Linked DNA regions of Homo sapiens: region 2 is linked to region 1. The links are chromatin loops, found by intact Hi-C in ENCODE. Cell type or tissue: Caco-2. All regions are shown on one strand. Links, peaks and the distances in the headings refer to the core of each region. The heading gives the core; the rest is flanking DNA.

What was found. Peaks named below come from ENCODE experiments on the same cell type or tissue, not always from the same donor. Only the 100,000 strongest peaks of a DNase experiment are listed, where the experiment ranks them.
Region 2: a loop joins it to region 1, with 7 times the contacts of the local background. A loop is called at or near these places in 2 of 110 quality-filtered maps.

What each region holds. Positions count from the first base shown.
Region 1 is chr6:167,666,755-167,683,092 of GRCh38, reverse strand. LINC02538 (long intergenic non-protein coding RNA 2538) reads left to right here and starts at 3,870. Exons shown (of 3, transcript NR_117091.1): 1 at 3,870-4,181; 2 at 4,894-5,033; 3 at 12,184-16,253. LOC124901465 (a long non-coding RNA gene) reads right to left here and starts at 4,861. Exons shown (of 2, transcript XR_007059883.1): 1 at 4,488-4,861. LINC02487 (long intergenic non-protein coding RNA 2487) reads left to right here. Exons shown (of 7, transcript NR_117092.2): 6 at 646-760; 7 at 1,156-2,402. RefSeq lists an enhancer at 10,413-10,912. In Caco-2, for the core only: no CTCF peak of the experiment used is centred there; DNase peaks (open chromatin) are centred at 4,322, 4,922 and 6,792; H3K4me3 peaks cover 1,248 bases.
Region 2 is chr6:167,789,965-167,806,302 of GRCh38, reverse strand. It overlaps LINC01558 (long intergenic non-protein coding RNA 1558), which reads left to right and starts at 9,444. Exons shown (of 4, transcript NR_026773.1): 1 at 9,444-9,694; 2 at 15,210-15,356. It overlaps LOC441179 (a long non-coding RNA gene), which reads right to left and starts at 10,774. Exons shown (of 1, transcript NR_149041.1): 1 at 8,055-10,774. RefSeq lists an enhancer at 6,812-7,345. In Caco-2, for the core only: no CTCF peak of the experiment used is centred there; DNase peaks (open chromatin) are centred at 9,062 and 9,422; H3K4me3 peaks cover 2,324 bases.

The DNA of each region.
Region 1 (16,338 bases), core at 2,901-10,900:
CAGCATGGCATTCCCCTAAACTCATCCTGGCACTGTGGCAACTCTTTGAGCAAAATTCCCAGGGATGTTGAGTTTGTTGTCAGCCACAAGTACTTCCGTTAAGGGCCACTAAGGGTTGTGTTCATCAAAACTGTATTTTACAAATATCTAATATGACCAAGTTATGAAAGACTTTCTTTGTTCCAAACAAATTTGGAGGAAATGGACACACTTTGACTCAATTTGTTATCACATTAGAATGCAACATTATGGGCTGGGTGCAGTGGCTCATGCCTGTAATTCCAGCACTTTGGGAGGCCAAGGTGGATGGATTGCTTAGTTCTAGCTACTTTGGAGGCCAAGGTGGGAGAACTGCTTGAGCCCAGGAGGTCAAGGTGACAGCGAACTGAGATTGTGCCACTGCATTCCAGCCTGGGCAAGAGAGTGAGACCGTGTCCCCCCCGACTCAAAAAAAAAAAAAAAAAGAATGTGACATTACACCTCATAATTGGATTGTGGATAATTTCCTTATCTCAAAACAAAATGATGGCAGGAAAATTGCCGAGCTTATTTCTCTTTGATCTGTGGCACTGGCTGGATGGTAGAAGCAGAATGCCACCCTCCATTTAGCTGATGACGATGACCCACATCTCCTTGCCTTCCCAGCAGCTCTCGGTGGGGTCTCTGTTGGGAATGCCTGCTGAGACGGGACCAAGGACGGCTGCAGGATGTGGTGTCTGTGCTCAGCGTCACCTCCTCCCAGGCTCCTGGGAAGCACCTGGTAAGAAAGCCCTTCTGGCCATCGGCCCCAGGGATCAGGAAGACGGCGGCCAGGCTCCCAGCCACAGTGTGGCTCTGTGTATCTCGCGCTGTCCGTTGTTGAGTTAGTTCACAAAACACAGGCACCCTGAGCACAGCTGTGCCTTCTGGACCTGATCCCCTATCTTTGCATGTGGGAAATCCAGGATCCTCCCAGATATTTCTGAGGATATCCATGTTTTGGGGGTGATGGTGAGGGCGGGGAAAGAGGAGACTCATGTTTTTCCAGATGCTTCCTGCCCCAAACTCCAGCTTCCATGAACTTCTGCATCCCTGGTTCTCTGGGCATGACTGTCTTCACCTTTATGGTTCACTCTGTGTCACTGGTGGGCTTTGCTCTGCTTCCTCCTCCCCCAGAGCATCTCCTGACAAAGCCACCATGAGCAAGACCCTCAGAGAAGGTATGAAGATGAGAGGCTGGTGTGAAGAGGCTGCTGTGAAGCAACTATATAGCATCGGGCAGGACATAAGGGGAAATTGTTGCTTTCATGTTCCTTTACCCCCACAGTTTGGATTTCTGCCACAAGGATCACTGTGGTCTTCCTCCCTGGGGCTCACTCCACCTACCCCACACCTCCCACCTCCCCCGTCCTCTCTTGGGGGACTTCCTGAGTTCTCGACAGAGCAGTTTCACTGTCTTCTCTCCACGCTTCCTGGACTGGCCCGCCCATTTTTTTCTATGACCCAGAATTCCTTCCCAAATAAGAGCGTCATATTCCTTGAGCCCCTTCACTAGAAGCAAGGAGATGGGCAGGCGTTGAACTGCGGCTTTTCTCTAGACTCTTCCCTAATCCCTAGGTTCCCCCAACTATTTAGTCTAGAGCAAGCCCAGGAACAGTGATTTTTTTTTTTTAACCTGCCATTTCTGTTATTCAAGCTGTTTTAGTCAGTTCAGGCTGCTGTAACAAAAATGCAATGGCCTGGGTGGTTTTAACAACAGAAATGGATTTCTCACAGTTCTTGTGAGGCTGGGACGCAGGAACCCCCACATCCAAGTGCCAGGCAGTTCCGTGGCTGGGAGGGCTCCAGACTGGTGTGTGGATGGCACCTTCTGCTGTGTCCTCACATGGCTGAGAGATGGGTCATCTCTGTTCTTATCAGGGCACTAATCCCATTCACAAGGCCCCCCATGACCTAATCACCTCCTAAATGCCCCGCTTCCTAATACCAGCACCTTGGAAAATAGGGCTTCAAGATACAAATTTTGGGGGACTCAAACATTCCATCCATAGCACCCGCTCATGTGCTGTGATGTCCAGTGAGCAGGCGGAGTTCCAGGGCTGGTCAGTGCCAGGTGCTCCTTCTCCCACCCGAGAACAGGGGCCAGGTTGCTCCTCAGGCACCCTGGGCAACTGCCCCTTCCCTTCCAGTGGGGCCTGACCTGGCTACCGAGCTTGGCAGCTAATAGGCGGGCCCCTCAGCATTCACGCTCCTGAGCTGCTTTATCAAACTAGGATTGTTCCCCCAGGTCTAAGAAAACCATCCATTCACTGCAAAGTTATTTATTACTGCGGATGGGCTAGGAGTTAGAGGAAGAGAGTGACTCAAATCACAACACCTCCTGGACGAAGCTGGAAGGGATTAAAATACGGCCTAATTTCTCCCTTGCTGTGTGAAGCGTGTGGTTCTCCTAGAACATCAGCCCGACTGTCGCTGGGTAGCGGCGGTACTGTTCATTCTGCATTAGCTTTGTCCAGATTGTTCAGTGTGGGTCCCTGCCTACAGATCTTGATTCCTTGAGATTGCCCTTTGTGCTTCTGTCTGGGGACTGCCTGTTTCTGTAATGGCCACCGTCTCAGAACACATGGTTGTAGGCCTCAGCATTTGCCTTACACACAGCCCCCTTGGAGACAAACCGTGTCTGTGTCCCTCAGAAGGCCCTGACTTTCAGGGCACACTCCAGCCTGACTTTGGCACTCTGCTAGACACATCCGAAACGCTGGTTCTCGTGTTGAAGTCTGTTATGGATATGTAGGGTAAGGCAGGGAAACTGGAGCGCCTGCATACCCTTGACTTCCTCCATTTGGAAAAGATAACCCTGAGACATGGTGGAGGAGAAGGGGCCCTGACCTGTCAGCTACATCTGGATGTAACTCCCCTGATGAAGAAAGTGCCAGAGGCAGCAAAGCAGCCCTTATAGGGTATTTTGTGCTCCCCCAACAGAGGAAGAGGAGCTTAGGGTCTCCAGGGAGAATGTCTGGTTGTGAAGAGCCGCCAGGACCTGGAGCTGCACGGTTGCTCAGTGTGCATTTCACTTGGTCAGCCCCTACGCTGGAGAGTGCTTGCATCCGAACCTTCAGTGCCTGGATAGACACTGAGCTGAGCGAACGGTATGCTGGAAAATGAAGCGTGCAAGTGACAAAGTGCTCAACTTAGACTCTGGGCAAAATTCTCACAAAGGGCTTTCTAATCCTCACTTAATGGAAGAGTGGAGCAATTTCCAGCAGAAGTTGTGGCTTGCTTCACCAGGTCTGCTCAGGTCAGCGGGGTGAGCCTACGGCCAGGATGGGTGGTAATTAATATTGGAATACTTGGCCAGTCTGCAGACCTCAGACCACAAAAAACCCTCCATCCTCAAGCAGTCTCTTCTTTATGCCTCGCAAGGGGAAGATAATTAAAGACTGTGGTAACGGGTTAATTTATAGGAAAATAATGTAGCATACTCAACTATCTATACTTTTTCTATTGCTAAATTTAATATACATCCATTTCTATTGATTATCAGAGGGGTCTAGACTCCCGGCCAAGAGTTGCGAAACCAGTCATTATCCCGCAGGCACCTTCCTGCTTTATTTCAGAACATTCAGTCATTCATTCAAAACAACCCAAAGCATCTGCATTCACAGAGCTGCCCTAACAGATGAGTTTTTCTTCATCTCCCAAGGTAATGATATAAAAAAAGTGTCAGCCATGGGATTTTCAGTGGGAAACGGGAAACCCAAGGCATGGTGCATTCAATGGAAAAATTCCTCAAGCTCGTGACCTGCATAAATCTCCAAATCCTTTTCAACATCATCCTGTTTAGTGTTCGGCATGAGGGTGCCTGCAGAGGAGGTGAATCCCTGCGTTTTCTATTCTTTTTTTCTTCCGACTGGTGTGGATCCCAGACAATTTCAGGGTCCTGCAGGGTTTGAGACCCTCTGTGAACACTGACCCGGGACCCCGTTTTGCCCATGGGAAGTTGAAGCCAGCGCAGCCCCCGGCCAGGGGCACTGTCTCCTCGGCCCCGGGATGCTGGACGGAGGGGACAACGTGCAGGGGCAGCTGCTGCTGGGCTGTGGACCTCCCGGAACCGGAGGAGCCCGGGAGGGGCTGGCCCAGCAGTGAGGGCTCCGATGCGCCTCAATTCATATGCTAAGGAGCCCTGGATTCGGCTTTAATTGGTGAGAGGAGAAAGTGGTGCAGCTGCCTGGGGCCGCGCTGTGGGAGCCAGGGCAGGAGGAGCTGTTTGAAAATAATCCCCGCGGGGACACGCAGCACCAACTCGGGCTTCAGTCCCTGGAAAGCGGCCGGGGGCGGGGCGGGAGGCCGGGATGCGGCGGAGAGCGACTGGCAGGGAAAGCGTGAGGTCACGGTGGCCACCGCACCGGCTCCAAGCAGCAGGGGCCCAGGGCTGAGCCCTGATTTCCACACCGGCCCCTGGATGAGCCTCAGTGTTTCACTCTGGCAATGGAAATAAGAATACCTACCTCACCCCATCGTTGGAATAAATGCAATAATGCAAAGGGAGGTCTTAGCACAGACGCGGGGCAGGCGCTCAACGCCTGGTGCCCACCGGCGCTGCGTCCTGGACGTGTCCAGCGAAGCCCGTGTGAGGCTATGACGGGAACGGAGGAGCTGGCGCGGCGCCTCACTGCTCCCCAGAGCCTTGCAGCGTCTCCCAGCCCAGGCTTTGCCCCACCACGGCTCCCATGGCTGCCGGAGGGAACCTCAAAGGCGGTTAGAATGCGCCGGGTAAATGCGCAGCTTTTCTTCTGGAGCCTCCACGAGAAAGAAATGGAGAGTTTTTTCCTGGGGCTGCTTGTGGTGCAAGTCCCGCTTGGGTGCAGGGCGAGCGGCTTCCGAGGAATTCACTGTCTCCTTCTCTCTTTCTAGCCGGAGTGGGAGGTGACCCCAGGGGCCCAAGCTGGGGGCGTGGCTGGGAAATGCACAGAAAGAGACTTCGACGGGGGTGGCTATGGTTTGTGCTGTGCTGTGCACACGTCTGGCTGATAGAAATCTATGTCTATAAACAGGTAACACAATTTGGTTTATCAAACCCATAATAAGCAGATTTTCTGACTTGCATAAGAATTTCTCTGTAATCTTTGCTTTAAAGTCCGTTGAATGCCATAGAAAAAGTTGCATTTGATGAGGCTTCAGGAAAGAAAAGGTAACAAACTATTCTAAGAGATGAGGATAGTGCCTGAGTGGGGCCCAGGACAGACAGGGGGTCCTCACCTCTTGCTGCTGGGGTTGGCTGCAGGGCTTTGCCTCAGTCTGATTTTTTGCAGCATCTACACAGTTTAAATACTTGGAAAAATCCTCTTTGTGAGTGTATTAAGTCACAGCCTACCAATGTGACAAATGACATCTAAATGCAATTTACAAATCCTAAGTTCCAGGTAGAAGAGAACGTGGTAGGTCCACGTCTTCATTTTCCCATACCTTTAGTCCGTCGAGACTCCGCTTAGCCAGCTCTGGCCATCCCTTTATCCTCCTAGGAACAGAATCTTACATGCAGTATTTTTACTGGTACGTAAAAAATTTAAGGCTGCACTAAGCAGGCGCCCAGGCCCCCAGAGTCAGAAGGGAGTGTACGGTGCACACATGATGACGATTTGAAAAGAGCCTGGCTTCAGGGCCTTGCAGATGAAGCTAACAAACCCCCTGTTCGGGAGGGAGCACCTGCACCCCAGCCCCCTCCCTCAGGGATGCATCTGCAGCCACTCCGGGGCAGGGCTGATGCCTCTGTGATGGTCCCGATGGTCCCGCCCGCAGCCTGCTCTTTGTGGCTCTTTGTTGCTCTTTGTCACAGTCCTGCTCAACAGCTGGTGCTTGCAGGAAGAAGCTCTCTGGCTGCAAGAAAGCCAGGGTGTGGGTGGATGACAGAATAAATGGGAGGGATGGAGGGCGTCTACTTGGCAGTTCGGATTCCTGGGCAGGGTCAAGATCAGGAGAAATAGGAAAATAGAAATAGGAGGAAAAGCTTCTGCCTTTTGTTCCAAACCAGCCTGGCTTGCCTGTGAAGGGGAGGACTTGACCAGGGCACTTTCCTGGGGCCACTGCCTGGCTTTTGGAGATGAGGTAGTGGCCTTTGTCTAAGATCATGTTACCTATACTCCTGGTTTAACTTTTTATTTAAAATTTTTTTAGACACAGGGTCTTGCTCTGTTGCCCAGGCTGGAATGCAGTGGCACGATCACAGTTCACTGTAACCTTGAACTCCTGGGCTTAAGCCATTCTCTTGCCCCGACCTCCCAAGTAGCTGGGACTACAGGTGCCCACCACCATGCCCCACTAATTTTTTCATACTTTTCTGTAGAGACAGGGTCTCGCCATGTTGTTCAGGCTGGTCTTAAACTCCTCGCCTCAAGAGATCCTCCTGCCTTGGCTTCCCAGGGCGCTAAGATTACAGGTGTGAGCTGACACACCGAGCCTACAACTGCATTTTATGTATCTCATTTTGTGTAGATATGGCCACAAAGTAGTAAAAAACCGGGTCTGTCATAAAGCTGTGATGGGGTGCTAACTCCATGCCGTCGAGTCTACGTGATGAAAGGATTTTGAATTGGAAGGGGGCTTATATATCCTCTGGTGGATAGGACCCCCCCTGTGCAGATGAGGTCCCCAGGTTTGATGCCATCCTAAACATCTTCACTCAGCAGTGGTGTTGGGAGGAGACTGTGGCCTCCGGTTTCCCGTCCAGCCTTTCCCAGCTGCTTCCTCTGCTTGTTTCTCGCGGAGATAAAGCCGGTGAAAAATGAGGGCAAAGTTCACAGTCCTGCAGTCCTGCAGTCGCTGCCATAGCAGAAACAGTAAACACGCACATTTACACAGGCAAAAAGCAGCAAACAGTGCTGGTGAGTGGCCGAAGTCCACACGGTCATCCAGGCAGTGCATGCTGAGTGCTTTCTATGCACCAAACACTGGCCGCAGCATGCTCCTATCCTCAAGAGATGGGGCACAGACACGGCTAATCACGCCAGCAATTATTGACGGTCCTTACATATGCTCTGAAGGAAGCTAAGGGGGAAGATGGGGGAAGAGTTGGCTCGGGTCTAGTGCAAAGTGCACCTTCGTATCACCTGGGGAGCTTTTTAACATCCCAGCTCCTAGTCATGGAATCTCTTGGGGGTGAGCCCTGGGCACCAGTGTTTTTTTATTTTACTGCTGGTCACCAGATGGTTCCAATGTGAGAACTATTGCTGTGGAACCAAGTTTGAGAACCATTGCTGTAGAGAAGTGTTGTCATTTAGAACCTTTACATGTCCCAGTGAATACTGTAACTCACTGCATTTTCTCACTTGTAAGATATCACCAGGTGTAAGACAGAGCCAGGACTTAATCATCACTTTCCAGGAAAAAAAATACTGCCCATGTTGTAATGTGAGATGCACCCTTCTCCCCACAAACATGAAAATATGAAACAGTACATCCAAGATCGAGAAAATGCAATATTTGAAAAAAGATGAATAATACATGCTTTTCAAATGTAGTCTTAGAGGCAGAGTTAATACTTGAATAACAAATCAAACTTCAGCATGACCTGAAAAGCTGAGCTGACCCAACCCAATGGAATCAAATGGTCAGGCAGCAGTGGAGGCCAAGCAGCAAAGCCACAGAGCACAGTGCACAGGCAGCAAGGTCTGGAGTCTGGCCGACTGAGTTAGAATGATTTTGTGCTATAATAATGATATCTAATGTTTTCAGAGTGCATACTGTGAACCAAGCACTTAATAAGTGCTATATATGTATGTATTTTACACATATATACATTTATATACTGTATATATAAACACACATGCACATCCACAAATATATGGAACTTGATATGGTTTGGCTGTGTCCCCACCCAAATCTTATCTTGAATTGTAGCTCCCATAATTCCCATGTGCTGTGGGAGAGACCTGGTTGGAGGTAATTGAATCATGGAGGTGGGTCTTTCCTGTGCTGTTCTCGTGACAGTTAATAAGTCTCACGAGATCTGATGGTTTTATAAGGAGGAGTTCCCCTACACAAGATCTCTCTTTTTGCTGGCCACCATGTAAGACGTGCCTTTGTTCTTCCCTTGCCTTCCACCATGATTGTGAGGCCTCCCCAGCCATGAGGAGCTGGGAGTTCATTAAACCTCCTTTTCTTTATAAATTACCCAATCTCGGGTATGTCTTTACCAGCAGCATGAAAACGGACTAATACATAACTCTTTTAATTTCCCAACCCACGTACAAAGGCATAAACTCAGCTTGGAGAGTGAGCAGGTTGCTGAAGATTACACAGTATGCTTTGAATTCAGGCAGTCTGACTCCATAGCCTGCTCTGCCATCATTAAAAAGCACTGATGAATACAAAGGCAGGACTCAGCTTTCTTTAATGTCAGTATGAGGTTCAAGCCCTCTGTAGTGAGCCGCAGCCCTGGGAATGTCACATGGACCCAATACGTAAGGTTCCCAGGGAAATGTCCACAAATGAATGCATGCCATGCGTGGCCCATCCCCGGAAGCTCAGCACGGGCCACGCTTAGATCTCCTTTTACTTTACTAGCCTTAAGTCCACCCCCAGGGTCTGGCCACAATGATAAAGATTCTGATATCACTTCTTGGATGACAGGGAGAGGGCATTTCTGAGGTTTAGCTTGGAGGAGTTAGAGAAAGGGTATACGGGAAACCTCAGAAATGTTTCCAAATATTCCCAAAGTTATGCACAAAAGAAGGAAGACATCTTTTCCATGGAGGCCTCGTGGGCAGAGATAGCAAGAACCAACGAGTAGAAATTGTAGGGAAATTTCACCTTCATACAAAAAGGAACTTTTCCCCAATTGCAGTTGCCTTCAAATAGATAACTAACTGTGAGTGGCAGGAAATCTCTCCAAAACCTGAAATCTGCTAAATGCAGACACGGTCAGCAAACGCTTGATGAGAAACCCAGGAATGTCTTAGGGGAATTCCAGGGAAGGAGGCTGACTGGGTCGTTTTCCAGCATGTCCTCATCTCTGGAAGCTTTTTTGATCAAAGTTGTAAGCAGAATGAGGACAGGGACCATGGCTATTATAACATATGCATCCCTATCCACCCAGAGCTCAACAAACCACCCGTAAGTGAGCAAATAAATGGAAAACACCCTTTCTATAGACAGGAGAGTGTAGGACAAGGACATAGGTACTGGATCCAGGCTGCCCTGGACTTGAATTTATCTCCACCAACCACTAGATCTGAGGCCTTGGTCCAGCTCCCACACCTTCTGTCCCTTTTTCCTACTGTACAATGGGTCCAATGATACTACCCACCTTATTGGGGTTAAATGAAATGTTCCTTTTTTTTTGAGACAGAGTCTCGCTCTGTCGCCCAGGCTGGATTGCAGTGGTACAATCTCAGCTTACTACAACCTCCGCCTCCTGGGTTCAAGCGATTCTCATGCCTTAGCCTCCTGAATAGCTGGGACTACAGGCGTGTGCCACCACACCTGGCTAATATTTTGTATTTTTAGTAGAGCCGGAGTTTCACTGTGTTAACCAGGATGGTCTTGATCTCCTGACCTGGTGATCCACCTGCCTCAGCCTCCCAAAGTACTGGGATTATAGGTGTGAACCACCACGCCCGGCCTAAATGAAATATTCTAAGTAAAATCCTTAGGACAGAGCTGGGAGAAAAATGTAGTGTTCAGTGACTATTAGCCCTTCTTTTTTGTTTAGTTTTGCAAATATCTTCTTCCTCATCCATCTCCCCATAGCCCTCAGACGGTGCCCTTCTGGAGAGCAAGTCCTCTGTGTTATGCACCTTCGTTTCTGTAGCCTCGATACCTGCAAGCTGTTTCATGGGGGTTTCCTGAGTGCAAACATGAGTAAATGAGGGACAGATGGATAAGAAGAGAGACTGCCCTGCTATTTTCCAATTCAACTGGAATCTGTCTCTGGGATTCTTGGATTTTTTTTCTCCTGAAAAGTCTGAAACAATTCTGATTTATCTAGATTTTTTGTTCATTTTGTTCTCCTACCCTGTAGTGTGGGCTGGAGGGACATTCACTGTAATGGGATTCCATCACCAGGGATCAAGGTCTTCAGTACTGGAGGCTGCCGTCAAAGCATGCCATCACACCTAGGGAACTGCTAGCCAGACTCTCCTACGAATGTAATGGTTAATTTTCAATAATTGATTATTCACTGATTAACAAGTCTTAATTAGATTCCTCTCTGGTTTACCTTGGACCCTGACCTCCCGAAGTAGGGTAGTGTCAGGTACATGTCACTGTTGAACAGCAACCATGGAACAGTCTTCTATTTAGATCCTAAGTGCTCTGAGCTCTCAGCCAGGGAAGTTGGTGATTTTGTTTAGTGAGACTGTTTTTCTTTGTTTCTCTTGAAGTAGAGATGCAGTGTGAAAACTTCATTCATGCAAGAACGAGGCATGTGAAGGAAGGAAAATGTGAAGTGTGGTGGGAGAGCACTGGGTGGCCTTGCAGTCCCTCCCCACGTGATAACGATGGCAGTGCAGCTGTAGGTGGCAGCGCGGCTGTAGATGGTAGTGTGACTGTAGATGGCCGCGTGAATGTAGATGTTAGCGCCACTGTAGATGGCAGTGCGGCTGTAAGTGGCAGTGCGACTGTAGATGGCAGTGTGGCTGTAGATGGCTGTTCGACTGTAGGTGGTAGTGCGACTATAGATGGCAGTGCGGCTGTAGACAGCAGTGCGGCTGTAGACAGCAGTGCGGCCGTAGACGGCAGTGTGGCTGTGGGTGGCAGTGCAACCGTAGGTGGCAGTGTGGCTGTAGGTGGCAGCGTGGCTGTAGATGGCAGCGTGGCCGTAGATGGCAGTGTGGCTGTAGATGGCAGTGTGGCTGTAGATGGCAGTGTGGCCGTGGGTGGCAGTGTGGCCGTGGGTGGCAGTACAACCGTAGGTGGCAGTGTGACCGTAGATGGCAGTGTGGCTGTAGATGGCAGTGTGGCCGTGGGTGGCAGTGTGGCCGTGGGTGGCAGTGCGACTGTAGGTGGCAGTGCGACTGTAGATGGCAGTGCGGCTGTAGACAGCAGTGTGGCCGTGGGTGGCAGTGTGGCCGTGGGTGGCAATGTGGCTGTAGATGGCAGTGTGGCCGTAGACGGCAGTGTGGCTGTGGGTGGCAGTGCAACCATAGGTGGCAGTGTGGCTGTAGATGGCAGTGAGACTGAAGATGGTAGTGTAGCTGTAGATGGTAATGTGACTTAGGTGGCAGTGGGTGTAAATGACAGTGTGGCTGTAGATGGCAGTGTGGCTGTAGATGGCAGTGTGGCTGCAGATGGCAGTTGGCTGTAGGTGGCAGTGTGGCTGTAGATGGCAGTGCGACTGTAGATGGTAGTGAGACTGAAGATGGCAGTGTAGCTGTAGATGGTAGTGTGACTTAGGTGGCAGTGGGTGTAAATGACAGTGTGGCCGTAGATGGCAGTGTGGCTGTAGGTGGCAGTGTGGCTGTAGATGGCAGTGCAGCTGTAGATGGCAGTGTGGCTGTAGGTGGCAGTGTGGCTGTAGATGGCAGTGTGGCTGTAGATGGCAGTGAGACTGAAGATGGCAGTGTAGCTGTAGATGGTAGTGTGACTTAGGTGGCAGTGGGTGTAAATGACAGTGTGGTTGTAGGTGGCAGTGTGGCTGTAGATGGCAGTGCGACTGTAGATGGTAGTGTGACTGAAGATGATAGTATGACTGTAGATTGTAGTGTGACTGTAGTGCCTCAGGTCTGAGCACCTAACATTTCCACACTAAACAAGGAAAAGTGTTGGCTGCATGAGACTGCAGAATAGAAGTGGAATGGAAAACTTTTATTTAATCTGGCCAGCCTGCACTGTATCCATGAGTTTGCATTGACATGAACTGTGACTTCCAAGCAGGCCCAACTGCCATAAACCTTAGCAGCTGGGTTTCCTACTGATTTGAACAGCAACTTGGATTTTGTCATTTTTTAATTCAAAAGAACAGGAGTGCATTGGGTCGGTCACACTGGTATTCTACGTTCTGATGCAGCCTGTCCTGGAGAAACCATCAGTCTGTAACTCCCTCAACACGACTCTGCGATTCAGCGTTGATTGGGTCACTGGGACCAAAGGTCGCTGATTCCTTTTGTAGCCTGTGATTTTTAGACAGAATGCCTGCTGTACTCTTAGCCTCCTTAAATATTTAGTAAGATCTCTAACGCTCTCCTTGTACTAAACCTGGGTTTTCAGTTCCTTCCAGGTCTCCGCGGAAAACTGAAGATTCCTGTGTGCTTTCAGAAAAGAGGTTCCAAGGAAAAGGGCAGCCATTTAGTTTTCACAAGTCTGGGCAGTGAGCGATTTGGAGCTTCCATCCTTGGCTGACATCATGAACACCAATGTTGCTGGCCTCGATCGCAAGAAGGGTGGGACTTCGTGCTTAGCCTTCCTGGGGAAGGGCCTGTCCCTGGGTCACGTCCCCAGTGACCACAGGAGGAAGAGAAGGGATGAGGATCCTGGGGGGCCTGGCTCTGCGTCCACCCGTCTCTGTGTGGATGCCTCCTGTGTCCAGGGTGATAACCGGTCACCCGACTGTGTCCTTGGGGTCATTCCTGGCTTCTCCTGCCGCTTGATCACCCCTCTGGCTGCAGGGAGCCCAGGACGGAGAAGGAGAGACCTCATTCTCCCTGGGGAATGCAGGCTGAGACCACCCATGCTTCTGGAGCAGGGTTTCATGTGGGGGAGGTCCCTCCAGGGAGGGACAGTGAACTGACGCTGTGATATTGCTCAGGATGGAGGCCCAGGGCAGACGGCGTCACCAGCTGCCGCAGAAGCCAGGTTGCCAGAGGGGCTGTGTCACCAGCCCTGGGGACGCCATGTTGCTGTGCGTTTCGACACATTCCTGTGGAGTGTCTGAGGAAAAACAGGGCACACGCATTCCTGATAAGATTGCACCAAAAGGCCAGGGTGGGGGACCAGGCTCCCAGCCTCCCTCTGTCTCAGTTGGGGGCCGAGGGGCAGGGACAGCCAGGAGAAGGCCCAGCCAGATGCTGCTGGCTTCCCCCAGGACTCTGCCCGACTGGCCTCTCGGTTAAACCTCCTCACCTGAGCCTCTCTTATGGCGTGGTTGAGTCACACATGAGAGGGTTTTGTCTGCCGGGAGGGGCTCTTCTTATGGGACAACAGGGGCGCGAGGTGTGTGGTGTGGCTCTCAGGGATGTGTCTGGACTCTATCACGTCTGAGTGTCCCTGGGGCCAGAGTGCTGGGGGCAGGAGCCTGTGGTTTATCAAGCACCTTCTGCCAGCTGAGGCCGTGACTTTTTGTCCCTCACTGGAGGAGGCTTCAAGGTCAGCCTCTTTTTCCTTTGGTCCCAAGCTTGCCGTGTCTCCTCCTCATTCCCCACGTCCACATGAGAAGGCAGTGTTCACAGGTGGGTTGGTCTGAGATTGAAATCGCAAGGCCAGGATTTTCTGTCTGGGCAGCCCCCTCGAGTCAGCCTCAGAGGAGCCCAGACCTCTTGGATGGCTTTCGGCGAGCCTCCCAGTGGGCACAGCACTCGCCACCGGACACTGCATGGACTCAGCTTCCACACTGCGATGGGTATGGCCTGGTCCTTGCACTACCAGGGGCAAGGAGGAACGCTATGCCTGGTGGGGGTGAGCACCCCATCTCATGACAAAGCAGTTCTCCAGGGTCTGCCCCACTTTTCTGTAAACCTGGGGGTCCAGCCCAGTGCATTGGCTGGAAGGAGAGGGGACGCCTCCTGTCCCAGCTCATGGCGCTCTGCCGACCCCACTGTCAGCCCCAACCTTGGTGCTCCGGGGGGCCCCAATGCCATAGATGCACTTCATGGGGAGCAACTGGGGCTGTTCCTGAGGACCAAGATGGGCAGAGACCCTAAAGACGTCCATGGATTGACCCCTGCTCTCTGTGGCCCCTGCCTGGCTGGCCTCCCCTCCTCACACTCTCCACAGTTCTCATGCAACACAGCGCCTCTAAAAATGCTGTCCTGAAAATGTGCGCTTTGGGGAAGAGCAGCTTCCTCCTCTTCGACCAAGTTCGGGTCCCTTCTACCCTTCAGTGGCTGTAGGCAGTCGGTGAGGGTCCTGGACGGGGTGGGCCGGGGGCAGGGAGGGGCACTGTGGGCTTTGGTTGCTCAGGGGTCCTGGCAGACACACCAACCTGGTGTGTTTGGAAATGCACCTGGATGTGTGCTGACCTCTGTGTGGAGGACCACGGGTCTGTTCATCCCCCACTGGCTGCACCCCCGGGAGGCTGCAGCGTGCACTATTCGGTCCCTACGCTGCAGTTATTCTTGTATCTGCCTTGTCACTGGCCTTGCTGCCCATGACTCCCTCAGGTCAGCCCACGTCTCTGTCAAACTTTCATCCTCCGCAATTCTGCGCAGCCTGTAAATGCTTAAAAAATATTGCGGAACAGGTGAGTCACATTACAGAAAGGACGCAACCTGGAAAAGCACAGACATTCCTTCCCCTTCTGCACCTGTTAGAGTAAGGGAGGGGCATGAGGGGGTGGGACCTGCACAAGGTGCAGCTGATAGAAATGCAGTCTTCAGGAAAAGCCCTGGCTCTGAAACGGCAAAGGCTGTGTGCCTGGGAAAAAGACAAACGTGTCTTATCCGGAGACGGCCCCCCTGCCCCAAAGGCTGTCACGCTGCCGTTCAGTTATCTATTCTGCAGCGATAGAACTGGCTTGACCTAAAAATTCAGTGACGGAAAAATGTCATCTAATGCTGCTTAGTGCAGTCAGGCGGTCAGCAGATGAGGGCAGAAGGCCACTGGTCTTTGACAGAACACGCGGATGGCGAAATAACAAAACAGGTGGCGGATGAGGGCAGAAGGCCACTGGTCTTTGACAGAATATGCGGACGGCGAAATAACAAAACAGGCAGCAGATGAGGGCAGAAGGCCACTGGTCTTTGACAGAACACGCGGACGGCGAAATAACAAAACAGGATTCAGGCTGCACTGTCAGCAGCAGAGACAAACAATTCTTCCAAAATAAACAAGCGAGCTCCCAGCAGAGGCCTGTGAAGTCTCCCGTTCTGCCCAAACCACACACATGTGGCCCACAGAGGAGGCTGCAGAGGCCCACGGGGAACTCAAGTGGCCGAGTGTGAGACCCAGGCCACCGGCCGTCCTCCCTGTCAGAACAAAAGGTTCATGGAAAGGGCCAGGAGGACACAGCAAGGGGAACCGAATGCCACTGGCATTTCTTGGATCTTTTGTACCATAGTCTAAGCATTTAGAGGAAGCACCGCGAGTTTGCTGCCCTGGAAGCTGACGTGCTCCCCAAACACAAGACGCAGGACTGGAGGCCTTGCCCCGCAGCTCGAGAGGCCGTTTTGGGACATATCAAGGAAGGAAGGCTTAAGCGACACAGGACCTGGCTGACTTACGCACCCGCTGTCTAAAGATGGGGTGCTGGCCGGTGAACTGGAGTGGCTCACGGCAGACCTGGAGTGACAGTCATGGGTCTGTACCTGTGTGGAGTCCTCCATGGCTGGGCTTGCAGAGACTGAGCTGGACTGCATTGCACATTGGCTGGAAGGAGAGGAGCCACTGAGAGACCCAGCTTACGGCACTCTGCCCACCCCACTGCCCACCCCAACCCTGGCGCTCCAGGGGGGCCCAATGCCACAGACACACTCCAGGGGGACAATTGGGGCTGTTCCCAAGGACCAGGAGGGACAAATGCCCTAAAGATGTCCATGGTTTGACCCCTGCTGTCTGTGGGCCCTGCCTGGCTGGCCTCCCCTTCTCACACTCTCCACAGTCCTCATGCAACACAGCACATCTGAAAATGCTGTCCTGAAAACGCGCACTCTGGGGAAGAGCAGCTTCCTCCTCTCCGAGTGGAGCGGGCTGGCCCCATGAGGCGTGATTTTCACTGTGAAATGTGCTTCACGTAACACTGGGGCCTTTGTCACCATTTTTAATTGTACAGTTTGGAGGCATTAAGTGTGTTCATCATCACCACCTTCCACCCACAGAGCTTCTTCGTCTTCCCAAACGGAAACTCTGTCGTCGGTAAACACTCCCTCCCCTCCCACAGCCCCTGGCACCTGCCTTCTCCTTCCTGTCTCCATGAACCTGACAACTCTTCGGACCCCACCTAAGTGGAGTTGGGCAGGATTTGTCCTCTGTGGCTGGCTCGCGTCACTCAGCGGCCCTGAAGACTCATCTGCGCCGCAGCCTGTCCCAGAATCTCCCTCCCTCTAACACTGATTAATATCCTGCTGCACAAAAAAACAAAGATGATCATTTGATACCCGAAATCCACTTGAAAATTGGTAAGAAAATGGGTCTGGCCATGTTTTATTTTTCCACACAATCTCTCCCGACCCCGTGTTGCGTCCTAGTGCAGAGTGAGCACAAAACCATGGG
Region 2 (16,338 bases), core at 5,074-13,073, 120 kb before region 1:
AGCTCAGGGGGCTCAGGTCTGCTGCCAGTGTGTACAGAACCACTGCAGGCCCACCTGTTGGCTTGCAAGTAGGGTAAAACCCCGTAGCCTTCAGAGTCCTGGCACCCACCTTTCAGAGTTACTGAGAGAATAGGCAGAGGCTGTATCATCTGCCAAGCAGCTTGGCAGATGGCAGTCCGTCAAAAATATGCTATTTTTTTTCTTTTTGACACTAAGGTCTGATTATATCTACATAACAAACAACCAGATGAAAGGTTAATGCATTTCCAGCATTTTCCTCTTAGTTCAAGTCGGCTATTCCGATACTTCCAAACAAGCAACTAAAACTTTCACTTTTGGGTAGGCAGCCTGAATATCTGGCATCGGCGCATATTAAAATGTTATCAGAGCTCTGCTGTGTTGTGCGGTACAGTGTCTGCTTATAAGAAAAAAGACTAAAGAATGCTCAATGATTCTAACTTACTGTGTTTTCTTATTGTAGTTTATGGGAAGTAGGAGAGTAGACTGTGAATAGAGTATGACAAGAAAAATGGAAAATCAATCTCACTGAGAGATAAAAATTGGCTCTTCAGGCTAGCCGTGTTGTAGAACTCTGACACTGTATCAGTGATGATGCGTACCTTTTCAGTAGTAAATTCTGCTTGGAGATTCAGTAGCACTGGAGTAGTTTCTTCTGTTTCTAGTTCCTAATGGAATAAAGAGCAGAATCCTCCTAACTTTTACCTCCTCCTCCTCACCTGCTGGCCGTCTGCCAATATGAAATATCAATCACACACAGTAACATTGCCACCAAACAAGAGTTTACTGTGTTTAAAAACTCCTACCAGAGCTTCTTGTAAAAATTTCACAGGGAGATCAAAATAGCACTTCTTCTTTGTCAAAACATTTTATTTTAACTTCTGTTTAAGGAAAGAATCCAAACCACCCCATTCTCCTTGATGTTTACTTTCTCTGAAAAATGTCTTTATGAAATGTTTCTGGAGGCTTTTATTTTCAAGCTCTCCTCCCAGAAGATATGTCCTTGCATGTCGTCTTCAGTTTGTTGGAAAAAAGAAGATTCAAGTTTCCTTCTTGTCTGTGGCAAATTTCCCAATCTAAACCGCTTGTCGCTAACCTTTCCACATTGAAGATGCTTGTGTTTTATTGTTGGGGAATAAATACTAGGAACCCAAAACTTCAGCTTGTTTTATGTGTTCCAGACGCCTGGTAGTTGGGTGCACTGTCTTGGCCACTGTACCTGAGCCGGGCCTGGTGGCAGCAGGTGACTGAGTCAGGCGCCTGTCCTGACTGCTGTGTGAGTGCTGCTGACTTCCTAAGACTTCGGGCTCCTGGAGTGGCGAGCTCTGGGGGACAGGCAGTCTTAAGACCGCACTTTCTTGAAGTTTGACAGGGGTGGGTGACCTTGCTGTTTTCCGAGCCTCGTGGCCATTTCCTTACCTGTGGAACAGAGATGTTAACATGGCTCCTGGTGATGTGTGTGAGGCCTGGTGTGCCTGGCACTGAGGCTGCTTTTCCACCCGCCTCCTGCCCGCGTGGCCTTCCTCGCCTCACGCGAGGCTCTGCTGCAGCAGGTGATGGGGTGCGGGTCGCAAGGATGTTTCCAGGACATTCTCTCTCCTTCTGCCCTCCTTTGACTGATGTTCTTTTTGGCACCAGGCTGGACTGCAGGTGGGCCCAGGGAAGATCAACCCATGGCGTGCACAAGGAGTGGGGTACAGGGCCCCCCTGCATGGGGCAGGGCAAGGACACCTCAGGGCTGCCACATGTGGGACTGAGAGGACAGGTGCCACAGGTGTGGACATCACGACAGCCACACGCTGAGGTCTGTTGGCCCACAGGTGGGCCCTTCGTGGAGAAGCTACCGCCCTCGGCACAGCCCTGCAAGGCCCAGCATCCTCATTCTACTTGTGATGGAGACAGTGACAACAGCCAGCGAAGGGGCTGCGTGGACACTGTGCACGGCAAGAGCCTGAGAGAAGAGTCGGGGCTGAGGACAAGCCGGGTGTGTATCTGCCACCCCACAAAGCCCAACAAGAGGCGACTGGTTCTGGGTTCGAGAAAAAAAAAGAGGAAAGCAAACGGTTGGGACAAAGCTCTGAAGATTCTTGCTACCAGCCTAAAGGAACACAGGTCAGCGGTCAGAAGCTATGTCCTGCCGGGAGGTGGGAGCTTTGTGTTTGGGGTCCTCCATGTCCTTCTCTCCCCCAGCACAATGCTTACCCAAGAGGACCCCCGTTATGACGCAGATGGCAGTGGGTCTGGGAGCCCTGCATTCCTGCGCCCCGGCTCTCTCACTGGGCAGAGGTGGCCAATGGGCAACCCTCAGGCTGTAGAAATGCTTTTGCTTCGTGGTCTGCATTGACAGGCCACGTCTTTTATTATTATTTTTAATTGTATCTACAATCTGGGACACCTGGCCACCCTGGGTCAGCATTTCCTCTTGGGAACAGCCTGTGGGGACTGACCTGTTGATGAGCAAGTGCCCCCCACCCTAGCACCCCAGTTGCCCCAGTGTGAGGAGATGTGGATTGCTGAGAGACTGGAGACAGGATTTCACGGGGATCTTGAGAAGGTGGTGATGGTAGAGACAGGGAGATGGCCATGTGCAGTTTCTGAGCCAACAGGGCTGGGGAATGGCTGCTCTCCTCTGCTGGCTCTGCCAAAGCCAGGAACCCGCCTTTCCTCTGATTCAGAAGTATGGTCTGGGCCAGAGCCTGGGGGCTAGGGGAGGGAGCATGGGGTCTTTCTTCCTGTTTACTCACTAGCTTTCTGGGTCTGGCTGTGACTTTGTTCTTCTCTGCCTGGGTAACCCTCAGGCAGGTGGCTCCAGGTTTCAGAACCACTGGTCTCTCCCCTCTGCCTCCAGGCCCACAGGCTGCTGGCTCCTCAGTCCCTATTACTGCTCAGTCTGAATGCTCCCATTGCCTCCTCCTCTTCCCTGTAAACAACTCTCACAGTTTTATTGAGATGTAATTCATGTACATGCAGTTCACTGGTTTACACCGTGCCATTCATTGGTGTCTGGCACATTCACAGAGTTGTGCAGCCATCACCATGGTCCATTCTAGAACATTCTGCAGTGTCATCCCCAAATGAACCAGTGAACCCATACCCCTCAGTGGCCACTCCCCATGTCCCCCAACCCCTCTACCCCAGGCTGTCACCAGTCTGCCTTCTGTCTCTAGATTGCCTATCCGGACATGTTCTATGAACAAATTTCAACACTTTGTCTTCTCTTTTGTGTTCCCTCAGCCCGCCCACACTCATGTAAATAGTCCCTTCATAAAACTCTTTTCAGTTAAACCCTCTAAGTGGGCCACCTTGTCCTGCCAGGACCCTGGCTGATTCACACTTGTCTGCCAATAGGATGTGAAGAATAAGAGGACAGAGAATAGGAGGAGACAAGACCTTATGGGGTCCCAGCCTTGGCCACTAGGTCATGGGTAATGTCATTCACAAAGATCAGAAAGACAGAATCAGAGCATTTTTGAAGGTGAGGAGACAGTGGGTGCTGTTGGAATACAGCAGGTTCAATTTGCTTGCAGGGGTTTTGGGGAGAATGTCTACCAGGCAGGTAGATACATGAAAGTACAGTTCAGGGATGCAGGTAGAACCATTAAGCTCTTGCTACCACCACCAAAGAGGCTGAGCCCTGGACAAAGAGAGACTCCACAAATACCCGACTGCTTCTCTGTGCCCCTTGAACAATGCGAAGATGTCAGCACCCCAGGGGAGCATCCCCATCCACCTCCCCCACCCTCCATAGGCCCAGAGGCTGGTGTCTTCAGGAACATTTCCAGTGCCCTTCCCTTTCCCAGGTACTTCTACCTTTTCAGGCCTGTCTCCCCACTGATTCTTCACAACAGAGGGCTGGCTCCGGCCTGACCACAAGGAGAATTGTATTTGCAAAGAGAGAGGTAAAGGTGACAAATTAGATGGACAAAACCATAACCTCTCAACAGATGTCTTAGTCCATTTCATGCTAATATGACAGAATTCCACAGACTGGGTAATCTACAATGAACAGAAATGTATTTCTCACAGTTCTGGAGGCTGACAAGTCCAATATCAAGTTGCCAGCATCTGGCAAGGGCCCTTGTGCTCTGACATCCCATGGTGGGTGGTGGAAGGTGGAAATGCAAAGGAGGGGGATGGCGGCTGAACCCATTCACTTATCAGGAGCCCACTGCCCAGATGTAATGACGACAGTAATCCATTTATGAAGCAGAGCCCTCATGACCTAATCACCTCTCAAAGGTCCCACCTCTTAGCATGGTTGCATTGGGGATTAAGTTGTCAAAACATGAACTTCAGTGGACACATCCAAACCACAGCACCAGGATAGGGCTCCTGGCGCGTTAGTAACACTTCTCAGTTAGTATGGAGTTGGAAGAAGATTGTAGATTAATTTTTGGGGAAATCCCAACACTTAAGGAGCAGGCAGAAGAAGAGAAAGCCATAAAAGAGCGTGGCAAAGAATCTGTCATAAGAGATATAGGAAGAAATCCAGAAAGGAGAATTTTTGTGGAATTGAGAGAAACGCAGTTTCAAGAAGGAGGGTAGTCACTTGTACCAAATGTGGAAGAAAGGTCAAAGGCGTTGAGATGGGAATTGTATGCACCAGATTTATCACTTAGGAAGCTGTGTGAATACCTTCAGCAAGGGCAGTTTCTCCACTGGAGTGGTGTTTGGCAAATTTTATTTCTTTCCTGGTGGGGTTGGGGAGTGAAATTTCAGCTTTTAAATGTGTGAATGAAGAGTGAGGAAGTAGAAAGGGAGAGTGTAAGGTGTTTACTGGGAAGCTTGTTGGTAGAGGAAGGAGAGGGAAGGCAGCTGGACTGAAGACTGCAGGTGATGGAAACATATGTGTTGATGGTGCTGGGGAAGGTCAGAGGAGAGGGAAAGGGCAGGACAGGGACAAGGACAAGCGTTTGGGGTCAGAAAAACTCTGAGCCTGGAGGGTCTATAACATCAGCAACAAGTCATCACTCTTTTGATATTTTCTCTCACCTCTTTATTGTTTTCTCTGTTCTGAAAGGTATTTTTTTTTAACTTTTTCTAATTACTTAGCCAACCCATTTCTTATCCTAAGATTTGTCGGAAAATACAGCAGGAAGTGTGAAGAAGAAGAGGAAGAAGGAGGAGGAGAAGAAGAAAAACTATAAGAAGAAATATGAAAGTTAAAGTAATTAAAGCCTGAGAACATTTAATGTGGGTTCAAAAATCCTTCTAGAATTCAATGGACCCAATGATATAATTGCTCCAAAATTTACTTTCTTAACACTCACACTGAATCGCACACACACATTATATTGCTATTTGTTAAAGAATGTAAAAAAAGGTTTCATATATTACAGGCCATCTAAAATGGTTTAAAAGTTTTAAAGGAGTCAACTTCCATTATTTAGAAAGATAAATTATAAGAAGCAGTTTAGTCTCCAATATTGCCAACCAAATAAAGTGTGAGAATATGGTTAGGATAATGAAATATTTGCTGGAGGTGTGGCAGTGCACACTTGTAGGATGCAACTGGCCATGTGCGTGTGGCTGGAGCTGGTGGCATCAGAGCCGAGCTGGTGTGTTCTGTGTGGCTGCCGCCTCGGTGCCCAGGAGCTTCTGTCCAGCTTCACGGCTGGAACCCTGTGATTTCCTAAGCTATCCTGTGCTCTTCTTTTTTTAAGTTTTTCTTTTTTTTAGGAAATGAACTAGAATGGCTCATAGTTTGCACCTGTGAACCCAGGTGAACGAATTCTGGCAACCCAGGTTGCTAGCGTTCTTGCCAACTGAAATAACTTTAAAGTTGCTTTGGTTTGTTGCTAAATAATTTAACTGTTCTTGTGGCGAATGGGCCCAATATTAACAGGGTTTTTGTTTTTGTTTTTTTGAGACAGAGTCTCTCTCTGTCACCCAGGCTGGAGTGCAGTGGTACGATCTTGGCTCACTGCAACCTCCACCTCCCAGGCTCAAACAATTCTCATGCCTCAGCCTCCTGAGTAGCTGGGGTTACAGGCATGCACCATCACATTCGGCTAATTTTTGTATTTTTAGTAGAGACGGGGTTTTACCCTGTTGGCCAGGTTAGTCTTGAACTCCTGACCTCAAGTGATCCACCCGTCTCGGCCTCCCAAAGTGCTGGGATTACAGGCATGAGCCACCGCGCCCGGTTGATCGTAACAGTTTTGCCTTTTAATTTTCCTCTGTGGACTAGTAGGTGTAAGGAAAGATAATTACAGCTCAGAGCCCTGCCCTGACACTAGGCATTAGGCACTCCCAGTGAGGGGGGAAAGACGAGAGTCCTCTCTCTTCTAAGGAGGCTTTTCTTGAAAACTTCATGCTGGCATTGTTTTCCTTTCTACAGTTTTACTCCTATTGTTTCTGCTAGGTGTGTTTCCTGGTCTCACATCTGAATTTTTAAAGGATGGTGACCACACCTGCCTCCCTCCTTCCTCGTGGCCCCTCGCATGGTGCTAAGCGCGCTGTGGGCAGCTGATACTCAAAGCCATGGATTGGTTGATCTGGTAGAATATGAGCCTGGAAAAACAGGAAAGCTGGTGTATTTTAGTTGCTATATACTGTTTCCATGACGTCAGCACACTGCTTATTTTCTCAATTTCCCTGGTCACTGAACAACAAAGGATTCCCAAATGAAGCAGAGGAAGAGACCCAGAGATGTCAGTCCGGGGACAACCCAGGGGCAACCGAGAAGCCAGAGTCCGGCCACGCCAGGCTCTGAGGGCGCGCCTGGGTCACACTGCACTGGCTGGAGGCCCCTGGCTTGCTCATCACTGTGGAAACTGTAAACGCTGCCATCTGTCTGCTGCATTGGGCTGTCAGGAGGGAAGCCAGATGGTGTCAGGGAGTGTGGACCCATGAGGGGAGAAAGACGCCAGGCGGAGGTGCACTGCGGCCCCCTCCCCAGGGTTGATCCCCCTTGGCTGTGTGCCTGGAGCAGCGCCCGCTCCTGTGGATGGCGAAGAGGGCCTGCTGCCAGTCACAGGAGGACATTCTGGGAGAGTGAAGGTCGTCATTAGAATCTGAATCACCAGGAAATGGAGCAGAACTTGATGTGGCACATTCCAAAGATTAAAAAAAAAAAAACCAAAAACACCTCGTTATTAATTTGAGTCGTTCTCCTCATAAACAAATTCACACGCTGACTCTTTGGGCAAAAGAAAGGCAAAGATTAAACAGGTGCAACCCAGCAGGATACACACGCAGAACTAGACTCCGCTCAGCAACTCCATGCCACAGAAGGCCGCTTTCGGAACCGCAAGGATCAGTTTTGGGTTCTGCTTGACTTTGATGATAAATATGGAATTAAAAAATCAATCTATGAAAATGTTATTTAATCTCAGAAATCTTTCCTGCCTTATTCATTAATGTGATTATTTGTTTCTTAGTCAATGCCACCTTCTTCTATAACTTTCTACGTAGAGGGGGAAAAGCCCCAGTATTTAGCACTCTGAGTTTTATAAAGCGTCTTCACACTTCTCCTGTCTCGCGTCACTACCCTTTGATAGCATTGGGGAGGGACTTTTGCTATTTCCATGTTACAAATGGGTCACGCAGGCACCCGGAACTCGAGTAACTAGCCCATGCCTGCGAAGCTCCCACCTGGAGTGGGGGACTAGAGCCAGATCACCAGACCCAAAACTGAGGCCTTGAGGAGGAGACTACGAACGTGGCGGTGGAGATGTTTATCTCTTCACAGCGGCTGAGTTGTCTCTACTTTATGGGCTGCGAATACTTTCTGGCTTGTCATCTAGGAATCTCTTGGCATCTTTTTACCAAGTTTAATATCACAGAGCTATAAGGCTTAGAAGACCTCAGAGGCCATTACAGCCAACCCCCAGACTCCTATTCTGCATCCAAATTAGTGATAACACGTTATATAATTCCATTAAAAAAACCCAACCAACGAACCTTTTAGTACCTTCCTAAAAGAAGAGTTTTTCTTGAACACGGTGCTAACTAACCAATTTGATTGAAACCACCCGATATTTTGACATGGTAAAAAGCATATTGTGTAATAGAAATACAATGAGAGTCACATATGTGATTTAAAATTTTATTGAGCCATATTAAAAAAGTAAAAAGACACACACTCTTCTCGTGCGACACAGAACCGGGACCCCCGTACAGAACATTTTACTGTTTTCCCTTAATACCCAGGAAACATGCACTAACCTGGTAAATACCTGCTTCATGGAGAGTAGTCTTTCAGGATTCATACCCTCAGGACATTGTTGGGGACCTACTGGACTGAACAAAGGCGGGCAACACGGGAATAAAAGACAAGAGACAACAGAGTATATTTGGAAGAAGGGGTTAGGGGCACCTTGCCTTTAGTGGACAAGGGCCCTGAGCTTTACACAGCCCTCCGTATTTATTAGGCAAAAAGAGATAGCGAGAAAGCTGGGGGAGGGGGGTGATTGTCAGTCTGCCGTTTGGTTCACAGTAGTCTTGCATTTTTTGGACAATAGGCACTAGATTTTTTAGGCAGATAACTTTAAGGAGCCCGGAGCTAGGGAGTGATGTCTGTTAGCAAACCTTTTGGTGGCAGGGCAGTGTGAGTTTGCCCACATCCTGCATTCATGATAAACAGTTTGCTGTTTGTAGCCTCCAGCGGAATGCTGAGTTGGTCACGTCCCCCACGGGCCTTCGGCTCCCTGCAGGACACCACCGCCTAGACATTTGCCCACATTTGCTGACCTACACGCAGACACTCTGGCTGGTCTAGACACTCAGGGCCTTTACTCCGGCTCCCGCCAGAGGCCTGAGAAATCCACACCTCACTGATAGCTCCATAGCTCACCAGCGTCCGTGGTGAGCCAGTTTCCTTGGCGGCAGCATCCTCCGCCTTGGGAGAGGCCGTGGGGACCGTACTGAAGAAACTGCCACTCCGAGGCATTGCTCCGTGCTGGGCACTGCCATTGAGAAGTGCACCTAAGCGGCCACCAGTGAGCGACGACCACGCATGAACAGGAATGTTCTAGAGCGGAATGCACCTATGAAGGCTGAGGCCTGCGCGAGAACCTGCACCTGGAAGCCACCCTGACACGCTCCTCCCCTCGGGGCAACGTCCACCTCCTCGCTGTAGGGTGGGGAGGATGCCGCTGCTGCTGTGGACGGGGAGGGCCAGCGCGTGCGCCGCGGCCAGGGAGCCGTAGAAGCTCAGTCCCATCCGCCTTTCTCATGCCCCTTCCCTTTCCCGTCCTCCCTCCTCTCCTCTCACCTGCGTGGTAACAACGATTGTGACACTCGGTTTTCTTAAGAGGTGCACGTGATTCATTTTTAAAATTCCCTCAAAAGAACGTTTTCTTGAATTGAAACTAATGATCAAACAGAAGCTAGGCCGGGGGCAATGGCACCACCCTCTCTGCTTCCCTCAGTTCCACTCCCCTCCCCGCCACGCCCCACCTTCCTGCTCAGTGTGGGCTGGGGCGGGCAGCAGGCAGGACACGTGGAAACGCAACCGCCAGGAGGAAAGGCGGGACACAGCGGGAAGGGAGGTTTGCCTCCCCTCTCTTCCTGTGGTGACCCCCACCTCACTTACAAAAATCACCACCGACGTTTGGGAACCGTGCACGCCGACTGAAAGCAAAGCTCAGCTGACCTGCGAGGAGTCCCCGGGGAGCTGCCGCGGTGGTCGCCGTTGAGTCCGTCCGTGCCGCTGGGGCCGAGGCAGCTGGAGGTGAGCAGGTGCGGGCGGTGCGGCCGGATGGAGCCCACCAGCAACCGGGTGGAGGAGCCCGCAGCTCTCCCAGCTGCTGCCTAGCTGCTCCCTGCCCTGTTTTGAATTAGCGGTAGCAGAAAGAAACGGCGGAGCAGCGGCCCTCGGTGCCCAGAGGCCTGGCAGTGCAGTGCATCCTCTCCTTGTGCTGCAGGAGGTCAGAGCCAGCCAGGGAGGCAACTGCCTGCTTGGTCTGCCGGTGTCCAGACCGTATCCAGAGAGGGCGTGGCTGGATCTGAGAAAAGGCTGGCACCGGCCAGACTGGCAGTGGCTCAGTCCTGCCTGGCAGGAGCATCCACGGACTGGCTGGCCAGAGTGCAGGACAGCTGCCCAGGTTCCGCCTGTTCCACAACGTTCTATTCGCAAGGGGCCAGGGGCACTGCCCGCCTGGCCAGGTCTGCTGTGTAGAGGCGTGCAGGTGGCCAGTGACTGGCTGGGCTCCCGGGGCTGCTGCCTTTGCTCTGGGAAGACCACAGATGCCTCCTCTTGCGAGGGGCCTTCTTGTGTGCCGCTTGTTGGGAGATGTGGCCCACCTGCCTCGGGGCGGCTCCTGCAGGGTGGATCTCTGGCCACCCGGCCAGCTGAGAGGTGTCTCAGGGCTCACTCCGAAGCCTTGGCTTGGCTTTGTTCTCATTTCTTCTTTTGACCTCAAACAGGCCACGGTTCATGACTCTCTCAGGAAGGGATTTTATCTCCATCACTTGCAACTTCTTGGAGCTGAAGTCTGCACAGCACTGTGGAGATTGTCAGATCTGCGTGGACAAGGGAGGGCAGGCCTGGTGGTTTGGAGAAGTAGGGCTATGCCAGAGTGAGGTGGCACGGGGTGCAGGCGGCTTCTTTGAGGGGGACCCGGGGAAGCAGGAACAGGAAAGCCAGCTAAACTGCAACCTCAGTCCCCGTTGAAGACAGCAGGGCCTGAGGCAGCTGCACCCAGACGTCTCCGGAGTTCGTGTTGGTCCAAAGGAGGGAGGCTGGGTGGAGACTCACCTGCTGCAGTCCCCATGGGCTGAGTGTTGTGGAGCTGTCGGCTCCCTTTGTTCGGGGGTCTGTCCAAGCCTGGGCAGCGAGCTTCCTCGGCCTGGGAGGAGCCCACGAGGGGGACGCGGGAGGAGGGCACTGCCCCTCATTCGCTCCGGATGCTTGTCTCATTAGCCGTCAATTCACAGAGAGCAGTTTCCAGTAGAACAATTCCAGAAAAAACCAGAGCCACCACCAGGGCCTGTGTGTTTCATTCCTGACCTGGGGAAGGTAGCAGAAGCTTTCAGCAGCAACTATTCAAATAACCACCTATTTAACACATGGACCCGTGAATGGCGGCCCTGGGTGCTTTGTCCCATTGTTTTTCTTCTTTCCTCTCCCCCATTTCCTTCCTCTCTTCCCCCTCAAAAACACACGTGTGCATAAACATTTGCATACCTCAGCCACACCACCAACAGCTTCTCCATGGGCTGGGGTCTCTGCCTTGTCGAAATGATATTAATAAATGATAAAGCCAGGGTCATCTCTATCTCTCATCTATCTCTATCTATTAATTATCTATCTATCTATTATCTATCTCTATTAACCTGTTATCTATCTACCTACTAACTACCTACCTATCCACATCTACTGTCTATCTATACCTAAGTTCATTATCATCATTATCTACCATCTATCTGTCTCTATTAACCTATTATCTATTTATCTATCTCTCATCTGTCCATCCATCATCTTGCTGACGTTAGCTCTGGGACTCCTCAAGCCTGTGTGTGATGATGAGCGATCATCCAGCTGTTTGACACTATGATTCTAGTGAATTTGCATTGGGCAACAAATGTTTGGATGAGCACACGAATAAACACTATTTATTTGCTAAGTGTTGTAGGGAGCCTGCCTTAAAGAACCTTATCCATGTGAAACCAAGACGTCCCACCCTCCCCTTGGCAGGGCTGTTATATGACAACTCTCTGCAAAGGCCACCTCCCAGTGTGGTGGGAACCAGGGCCAGTCCCACACATGTGCACATTCTCCAGGTGGCGTGCGAGGCTGCTACGCTTGCAGGAGGGCTCTGAGGTGGCCGTGTGCCCGGACCTCTGCAGAGGCTACGGTGACAGAGGGCTCAGCAGAGTTACCTTCCACTGTGCACAGGAAGGAATGTGCCCTGAGTGCTGAGCTAAAGAGGAATACAGGGAGGTTTTCACCTGCGCCGGGCCCCTGTGCCACTACCATCTATTCATTAACAGATGTTTATTGAGCAGCGACTATAATTCAGGCGTTGTGTGCGTGATGGTAGCAAAACAACAGGGGAAGAAAGTCCATCGCCTCTCCCTTCCTGGAGCTTCCATATTGGTGAAGGAGATGGAAAGTAAAATGAAAAGCAAATATAAAATTACATATTTTACTATGTGCAATGAAAAAATATAAAGCGTGTGGTGACAGAGAATGGCAGGGAATGGATACTTAGTGTCATCAAGCAAGGATTTCAGAAGAATGCATCAACTTGGGGCTTGTGAGAATTAAAGACAGTTTTCGAAGCACTGAAGTGAATGAATTAATTTGGGCATAGGGGACTGGGACAGCTAGAGGGGTCTCAGAATCACACTCTGTGATGTGAGCAGGAGAAAATCCACCAGAAGCATGATGATGACTCCCAGGCTCTAGTTGGATCTTCTGGAATTTGAACAGAAACCTCAACAATTTTCTTTTGAAACTCTAAGATGCTCCATGTGAGGAGGACTTTTGGGCAGGTTCTTATCAAACATTATTTCAAGTACCATCATAAAATAAAGGAAACTGTGGCCTCCGTGGAGGCAATAAAGCGTCAATATTTCAGCAGTTATTCACACGCTTGTTTACACTGAAACCTGCTCCATCGACAGGTGGTAGAATCATTGTCAGGCTGGGCTCACAGACGTTGGTGTTACCAGGCGTAGGTTATCAACGCCCATGCCCAGAGGCCCTGGAAAACGGTGACCGAGGATGAATTAAAGGAAATTACACCAACAGGGCAACATGCCTGACATATTTCCAGAAACAGAAACAAAAGGATCTGCATAGCTAGGCCAGACCACAACACCATCTTGTAGAAGCACATCAGCCTCAAACCACTGCAGAAATGGACTTTGTACACCACACTTAGAAGAAGATATTCTTAAGGACTGTGTTTCAGTGTTAAACTTTACAGGCTAGGGAGATTTTTAAAAAAAATCATAATTCTTTGATTGTCTTTTTTTCAGCACAATGGTTTAAAATGATCCAGCTGGTTAGAAAAATGTCAGCATTGTCCTCACATGAAACATTGATCCACATGGGCACTGACACATTTCAGCTTCAATATTTGACATCAGATCAATCTTGCCTTCTCCTGCATTAGCAGCCCAATATTCAGGCCTGCAGACTGGAGGCTGCTGCACCTGGCTTTTTGCCATACGGGCTGACCCTCCCTAATTCAAAAACCTGGAATCCCAAATGCCCTGACATCTACAATGTTTAGAGCACTAACCTCATGCCACAAGTGAAACATTCCACACCTGACCTCATGTATTAATCTGTTTCCATGCTGCTGATAAAAACATACCCAAAACTGGGAAGAAACAGAGGTTTAGTTGGACTTACAGTTCCACATGGCCGGGGAGGCCTCAGAATCATGGCGGGAGGCAAAAGGCACTTCTTACATGGTGGCAGCAAGAGGAAAATGAGGAAGAAGCAAAAGCAGAAACCCCTGATAAAGCCATCAAATCTCATGAGACTTATTCACTATTAGGAGAACAGCACAGGAAAGACCGGCCCCCGTGATTCAATCACCTCCCCCTTGGTCCCTCCCACAACATGTGGGAATTCTGGGAGATACAATTCAAGTTGAGATTTGGGTGGGGACACAGCCAAACCATATCACCTCATGTGACAGGTTGCAGTCACAATGTAACCAAAATTTCATTACATTTACAAACTATTAAAAATATTGTATAAAATTACCTCAGGCTATGTGTATATAAAGCATGAATTTATTTTGTGTTTCAACTTGGGTAGCATCTCCAAGATGTCTCATTATGTATACGCAAATATTCCAAAATACGAAACAATAAAACACTCAAAACACTTCTGGTACCAGGCATTTCGAATAAGAGAGACTCCACTTGTACCAGCTCCGTATCCCACGGCTTTTGCAAAATCTCTATGACCTGGTGCTAAGGGACCTTTTGGGTTTAAAGCACTGCTTGTGTTGCTGATTCTGAAAGGGTTAAAGGGAGAGTAATCATTGATGGTGTCCCACAGCCATGCCCGCAGCCTGTCAAGCACAGGGAGGTTGAGAGAGAGAGCGGATTGGTCCAGGCGCAGCCACCCCTTCACTACCAAGCGTGCACTCATCCCAAGAGCCGCCACCCCGCACCCGCCAGGAACTGATCAGGAAGGAACAAGAAGGACATGGTTCTGTCCTCAGGGAACTTGGGGATAAATAACATATGCAATTAAGATGTAAGACAAAATATATTCGTATAAAGTGCAAAAACACAGGCACATCACTCTCTGCCTTCAGAAGTGAGGGTGCCAGAGCTTGGTGCCTGGGAGTGGCCCGCAGAGGGTTCAGGGCTGCTGTGTGTTCAGGTTGTTCATCTGGCTCTGCTGATGAGGCTGAGTGCAGGCTGTGAAAATTCATCAAGCTGATACTTTAAGTGTACTTTCTGTATGTATGTTCTATTTCCATAAAAAGGGAGAAGTGAAAAAAATTAATGAGAAAGAAGGCTTGAGTTACAAAATCAGAAATTTCATCAGCTAGTCTACCTCTCTGCCGCCTTCTTCTCTGCCTGGGGTCTCTGCCAGAGTGGGCAGCACAGGAAGCTGCTGGACTCTAGGTGCCTTGCCGCCCTCAGAAACTCCACATTTCACAAAATGGTCAGATGCCAATGCAAATTAATGACGTAAGTTTATGTTGCTAAAATGATGACCCCAGGCAAAATAAACTCTTGCTTAATCCATGCTTTTTCTGGCAGCTTCACTTACCAAGGCTCCAGGTGACGCTGGGGTGTGCTGCTGGCCACTCACCTCACATGCTGCCCAGGCTAAGCTTGGATCCCCGGCTGCCCCCAGACCCCACGTGCTGTTGCCTGTACTGGGGCCGCCCCATCACCTGCTTGGTGCCCTGGTGCTCAGGGCCAGAGCTGGTTCAACTTCTGTATCACTGTGATGTATTTTCCTTCAGCTTTTTGAAAACAAACTTTTCAAGAAGGAACTAAGATCACGCAGTGTTCCCAGCACTGGTTAATATTAGACTAACACCTGCCCCGTGGTACATTTGATTGAACTGTGTTGTGGGGGAGATAACTGTCCTCCCTAAGTTCCCTGAGGACACAGCCATGTCCTTCTTGTTCAGTTCCTGGTGGGTGCTGGGTGACAGCTCATGGGATGAGTGCCGTGAAGGCTGTGGTTGATGGGCTGATGAAGGGGTGGCCGTGCCGGGACCCACCTGTCCTCCCCTCCTTCTCCCTGTGCCATGCAGATGTGGTCAACGGGCTGATGGGCACGGCTGTGGGACCCCATCATTCCCCTGCCCCGCATGACTCTGCTCTCCCAGCTCGACTGCTCACTTCAGACTTCCCTTATGGAAGGAGTTGCCAGATAGAGCAAGTAAAATACAGTGTGCCAGGTAAGTGTGCATTTACAATGACCATGGATTATTTTTTGGCATAATCTAATACATGGTAGTAGAGTAGGGTTGTATATAGTGTTATCTCAATCTAGTATAAGTTAAGAAATTATCTGTGGTTGATTGAAGTTCAGGTGGACCCAGGTGCCCTGTATTTGCCTGCTGCATGCTAGGGTACTGCCTAGCACACTATGCTGGGCCAATGTGTGTGTGTCTTAAGGGAAGGGCAGCTTTTCATCGTTCAACTCCCTGAAATTTTTTTAAGGGAGAGGGGACCAAAAAAACCCTTCATTCCCTCAAGTGAAATGTCTCACCCACTGCAATGGCGATAACTCGGAGGGTGAGTGGAATGGATGGAAACCCTTGAAGAGCAGATAAGAATTTAGGTGGAGGGTCCTTTGCTCTCTCAGGCAGGTTGGTGGATGCATGGGCTTTGGGCAGATGCCTGAAGCGGGGTGGATGTCCTGAGTAAGAGAGAGTAGGGTGGGTGGTGGGGGGTAGGGGCAGATGGTGAGGGGTAGGTGTGGATTATGGGGGGTAGGGGAGGATGGTGGGGGGTAGGGGAGGATGGTGAGGGGTAGTATTGGGTGATTGAGATGGGGTGGATGGTGAGGGGTATGGGTGGATGGTGAGGGGTATGGGTGGATGGTGAGGGGTATGGGTGGATGGTGGGGAGATGGATGATGAGGGGTAGGATTGGATGGTGGGGTTGGGGAGGATGGTGAGGGGTAGTATTGGGTGGCTGAGGATGGGGTGGATGGTGAGGGGTGGGGTGGATGGTGGGGAGCAGGGGTGGATGGTTGAGTGCAGGGGTGGATGACGGGGTATGGGGTGGACGGTGAGGGGTAAGGGTGGATGGTTGAGTGCAGGGGTGGATGGCTGAGTGCGGTGGTGATGGTGGCATGCAAGGGTGAATGGCAGGAATGGATGGTGTATTGTGGGGATGGATGATGGGGGTGGGGGTAGGGGTGGGGGGTGGTGT